Linked DNA regions of Homo sapiens: region 1 is linked to region 2. A link is a loop called in an ENCODE intact Hi-C map of the cell type or tissue named here. Cell type or tissue: B cell. All regions are shown on one strand. Each heading gives the region's core, and the rest is flanking DNA. Links, peaks and the distances in the headings are about the cores only. Region 1 has its middle 100 kb from the start of MIR573. Region 2 overlaps ADGRA3 (adhesion G protein-coupled receptor A3).

What was found. Hi-C counts contacts between places; a loop is a spot of excess contacts. Peaks named below come from ENCODE experiments on the same cell type or tissue, not always from the same donor. Only the 100,000 strongest peaks of a DNase experiment are listed, where the experiment ranks them.
Region 1: a loop joins it to region 2, with 10 times the contacts of the local background. A loop is called at or near these places in 7 of 110 quality-filtered maps.

The regions. Positions count from the first base shown.
Region 1 is chr4:24,418,228-24,421,049 of GRCh38, reverse strand. It overlaps a transcript of PPARGC1A not described here. Among named protein-coding and RNA genes, the nearest start is that of MIR573, 100 kb to the left of the region's middle. In B cell, for the core only: CTCF peaks have their summits at 1,220 and 1,420 (motif pointing right); a DNase peak (open chromatin) is centred at 1,459; H3K27me3 peaks cover 332 bases.
Region 2 is chr4:22,409,727-22,412,548 of GRCh38, reverse strand. All of the region lies in intron 14 of ADGRA3 (adhesion G protein-coupled receptor A3), which reads left to right. Among named protein-coding and RNA genes, the nearest start is that of MIR12115, 100 kb to the left of the region's middle. In B cell, for the core only: CTCF peaks have their summits at 1,498 and 1,700 (motif pointing left); no DNase peak of the experiment used is centred there.

The sequences.
Region 1 (2,822 bases), core at 248-2,747, 2.0 Mb before region 2:
CATTGGGAGGTGATTAGATCATGAGGGCTCTGCCCTCAAGAATGGAATTAGTGACCTTATGAAAGAGGCTTGAGGGAATGCTTTTAACATTTTCTGCCATATGAGGACATGTAGAAGGCACCATCTATGAGGAGCAGGCCCTCACCAGACACCATATCTGCTGGTGCTTTGATCATGGACTTCCCAGGCTCCAGAATTGTGAGCAGTAAATTTCTGTTGTTTATGAATTACCCAGTCTAAGGTTTTCTGTGATAGCAACCCAAGCAGACCAAGACATCTGGGAACGCTACCCCGGTTCAACAGCAAGAATCGGTTGGAGAATGTGCCAAGTGGTAGGGGAGGGCTGCTGGCTTGTGTGGAAAGTGTGGGCAGGAAAGAATCAACTTGGCCTGCTTAAAATTTAGTCTAGGGTGGATCTCAGCAGGGGACAGTGAGTAAGTCAACCAGGAGGTATGGATCAGAAATTAAGAAAGACTTTTGTGACTTGGAATCCCAGCCGGGAGTGTGGACATGATCCATTCTGCATTAAAAACCCACTAGAGAGTTATAAAAACGGGCATACGATCGGACAGACACTAATCTTCCAAAGAACCAGAGTGTTAGCCTATTTATGTAGCTATATCATGCCTTCAACGCGCCGGAAAAATAATCAAAGGAGAATTTAGAACTGTTCTCAGATTGTCAGTTTTTCATCTAAAAATGTTAATGTACATTAAACTTTAAATTAAAAAAAGCACATCCCATCACAAACTATTTTTAATATGGAATACTTAGCAGCGGTGCACACTTTCTGTTCTGAGATTTACCAGGCTATTAACCAGAATAATTTGGGTTTAAAATGAACTGAATTAGGTTGTGTATCCCCACGTTAAGTCTCAAACAAATTACATTATTTAAGCTGTCATCTGTAAAAGGTGCATACGCTTTTGGTTATTCTATGCAGATAAAGTTGCAGTCCAGTTATAAGTGTCTGATGGCATCAGAAATGTCAGCAACTGACAGAACTGTTTATGGAAAAGAGAAAAGAAGAATCTCATTACTGGTTCTTTAGAGCCTATTTTTCACTTTTCTTTTTGTTTGAAAATAATTTAATGTATATAATTGCATGCCTTGAAGACTTTAAAATACACAAGGTTGCCTGGATTTAGACTCAATATTTGTGCTAGTTTGTGAGTTTGTATGAGGATGCATTTGGACATGAAAACCTAAAGTTGGCAGGAATTTTTCTATCCTCTTTTGTCTCTTCTGGGTGATTTGGATGTGATTATAATCAGGAAATAGTTTGAATGTGATAGAACCCTGATGATTCCTAATTCTGGCCGTCATGTGCACCAGCCACTTCTGTTCCTCTCTGGAAAGAATTGAAGAGTCAGCAGATAAAAGTTGCTTTTTCAGACTGAGAATGAGTGCGCCCCTAGCTCACCTGGCCGCTAGGTGGCACTGCAGCCATAAGGAAGTGTGGTCACAATTACATAGTTCGGCTGTGGCATTAAGGAAGTTCTCCAAGGCTGAAATTGGGAGAGGGCAGCCTTTTCATCTCTGTGTTTTTCGGGATTGTAGGGTTCTTTGGATTCTATTGCATACTTTGTGTATCTAGGATGCTGCTAAGGGGAAGGGGATTATTTGTTTAGGGTGTGATGTTTCCTGGGTTTGTGTTGTTGCATAAGACACACACACACACACACACACACACACACTTGAAGATTTGTTAGGAATTGTGTTGGTCAGGGAGTGGGAAGTGAAGGGCAATATCACACTTCCGTGGTTTCTGAGCAGAATGGTCTGTTCCAACTGAGCAACAGATGGCGTCCTGACCTGTGTGCCTTTTTCTTTGGTGTTCATCTGCTGGAAATGTTCTCAGTAGAGACGACCAAAATTCTGGAAGATGCTAAGTGTCATAGCATCTCTCTTTGTGCCAGCCCCCTCTCCTGCTTCTTTTCCCTCTGTTTTTAACCACTAAGGAAACAATCATTATCCAAAAGTATTTTTTTTCCTTTTTGAATAGAAGCTAAGTATTTGAAACCTAGACACCTTACTATTGTCCCAGAGAAGAAAAGAAACCAACAAAGAATCTACTAAGAGTGTCAAAGAGTGAAAACTGAATAACAGCTACACAAGTTACTCTGAAAATAACAAGAATTCTGGCAGATGATTAGCAAAAATATTTCCTAAATAGTGAAAGATGAGGAATTGACTGACATTGAGGTGTGTCTGGTGAAATTAAATTTGCTGTTAAGTGACTTGAAAAGAAATGTGTGGAGGGTATGTTGGTAATTAAATCAGCAAACAATGGGATTCATAATGAAAATGGTAATAGCTATGTTTATAGAGGTCCTGCTATGTTCCAGGCATTTTTGTATAATTACTTAATCTTTAGAATAGATCTTTGAAATGGGTATGATCAAACTCTTTGGCACATAAGTAAATGATAGTGTAGCTAGGTTCATACCTGGCCTGGGTTCTAACACCTTTAAAAGCTCTAATTAGAATTAGGTCTGTTAGAGTCTAACACTTGTGTCTCGGTGTTTAGAAAATGACTTGATAATGGAACATAAAGGCAAAGAGAATGTCTGTGTTGCTTCTCATTGCATCTCCAGGACCTGCCATAGTGCTTGGCTGGCTCATGTAGGACTTCAGTATACATTTGTTCTACCCATAGATAAATGCCAGAGAGCTGGAAGATTCCATGGTGTTTAATTAGAACACTAGTTAACGCTTGATGTAGCGAATGTAATAACAGCTTTAGATGTGGATGGCCCTCTGTTGCTTAGAAGAACTGGAATACACTTTATTTCAGCTCACTCAACCTCAGACGCCAAGTT
Region 2 (2,822 bases), core at 194-2,693:
GGAATATTTGCATTATCACTTACCAGTTCATCATTCCTAATCCAAAAATCTGAAATCCTCCAAGGAGCATTTTCTTTGAAAAGTTTTAGATTTTGGAGCATTTTGGATTTAGGATTCTTGGGTTAGGGATACTCAACCTGTAATTTTTGGGGGGTAAAATAACAGTTATTAATGTACAGGAGCAAGTGTTTTTATTAATGAGGTCTTTAAGTGAATCTGACGTCTGAGCAGATAATTATGAAATAAACCATGCTAGTTCTTATTTTATATTGTAATTATTATAAATACTGACATCAAGGAGTATATTTAGAGTACGGTGGAAGGAATTACTGACGAGTGTGAAAGACATTTCCCAGAAATGGTTTGAGGTTACTCTGGGTGTGAGGAACTTCTATGTTATTTCTGATTCCAGCTGTAAATCTGTTTTCTAGAAAATGTTTTATCAAAGTGCTAAATACCTTGAAACATGATATATTTTACATTTCATGAATTTTTCTTTTCTTAAAAAAATAGCATTTAGCACTAGAAATGATCTTGAAGTAAACCTGAATTATAAATAATTTTCTTTGACTCTTGTATGTTTTTTTTTGTTGTTGTTGTTGTTTCAATTCAACTTATACCTTACCTGGTACACAGGTCAAGCAAGCAGAAAGGTGAATAGATTATTTATCAGAGTAAAGGGATTATCTTTTCATTGACATAATTGAGCATTTTATACAAGTGCAAGCAACATATTTAAACATGTATGTTTATAGACTCGGCTATATTTGTATATTTGTATATATAAAGGACCTTTATTCAATTGGGATTAACTTTAGTGTTGACAGTTTATGATTCTGATTCTCTTTGTAAATGGAAGATGTCTTGATTTCTGTAAGCATGAGTCTGGTTTCTATAAGTTCACATTTTATTATTGTGTAGTCAACTTATATTTATTTTTTGTTTTTTTGAGACAGAGTCTCACTCAGGTTGCCCAGGCTGGAGTGCAGTGGTGCAATCTCGCCTCACTGCAGCCTCTACCTCCCAGGCTCAGGTGATTCTCTTACCTCATCCTCCTGAGTAGCTGGGATTACAGGCAGGCACCACCAAACCCGGCTAATTTTTGTATTTTTAGTAGAGACTGGGTTTTGCCATGTTTCCCAGGCTGGTCTTGATCTCCTGGACTCAAGTGATCTGCCTGCCTCAAGCTCGGAAAGTGCTGGGATTATAGGCATGAGCCACTGCCACCTTTTAAATTAAAGCATGAAGCGTTAAAGTATGTGGCATTTTCTCTTCCATTTTGAAAGTGTTTTCTCATTCAGTTTTGAATATAAAATAAACTGTGATGTACTGATGAGAAATAATATTCAACATTGTCAGAAATTTATAAGTTAACAAGAAAAAATTGAGCAAAATAAATGAAACACAAAACATACACAAAAATGCATTTTATAAGCCTTCGCTGTGATATTGCACCATGTGAAACTTTTATTTTTATTTAGTCTAATACCAGTTTAAAGCATCTATTTGTGAACTTCCTAGCTGTTCTTCAAAACTATTAAATTAGTATAATCCTTTTCTGGAAGGAATAAGCTATTCTTTTATCTTTCAGACTTTTAATCTCTTAAAAAAATGTAATACACAATTCTTTAAAGTTAAAATACTGTAGTACTAAGATTTTTTTTCTATTTATTTTCAAAGACTTTTTCCTTTTCTTAAATGTAATTGTGCCATCTAGAGGCAGCAAAGAGAAATGTATTTGAAATTGTTGACAAAATTAAAGTTACTGCATGGGAGTTAGTTGCTAATTAAACATAAAGAAAAAGTTAATGAAATTATACCCACTTTTAGGTAAAGTTATGTTTAGGATTGAAAAAATTGTTTTTAAAAAATTAGAAAGCAAATTAGAAAGCAGTGTCTTTTTTCCTTATATTAAGCTTTTAAAAATTGATAAAATCCTATGTCTCTTGAATACCATCTTAATATATCCTTTTATATAGTAAGTCTAAATTCCTATCTTGGGATATAGTCCATAAAACTTTCCTTTATCTGATTTTAAGAGTTTTGAATTTTTAAAAAATGCGACATAAAGAATATACTTGTTCATAAATCTGAGTATACATCCTGCTATACCAGTTATTTACTAAGGTCTCATTGGGAGCCAGAAAAAAAAATTAAGCAGAAATTAGGTTTGCTTGAATGATATGATCTGGAATAGCCAGGTGGGGCAGGAAGATTCACAGGAGCTGGTGTCTGTAGGAAAAAACAAAGAAAGAAAACTGAATAGAAAGTAGGGTTATGATTAGGTTCAAACTATGTAGTGCTTAATACTTTAATCACTAGTGGTGAAGATAAGCTAATTTATATACATTGATTCCTCTTTTGTTGTGTTCACCTAAAAATATGAAACTAGAGAGCATTCATTAATTTTCTTTTTCTAGTGATTCTTTTACATTTGTTTATATAAAACATGCTGAATACCATCTTAATATGTCATTTTATAGATTAAAATGGTATTCAAAGCAACTTTGATATCATTTACTCTATAATTGAACATAAATGCTAGTGATGTTTTTGTTTAAATAATTTTAAAATAAGTACTATACTCACATGGATGTAATGTTTTATTTATTTCTACACATTAACATACAGTGAAAGCTGGAAGTCCTACCTATCTCTCGTATCACACTGATAAGTAACTACTGTTTGTTTCTCGCGTATTGTTGAGGAGACCCTCGTGTTTATGGAAACAAAAATGAGTATATGTTCCTATTTTTTTGCATTTTTGCACAAAGGTTGCATACTACACACACTGTTCTAAACCGTGCTTTTTTCTGTAGAGC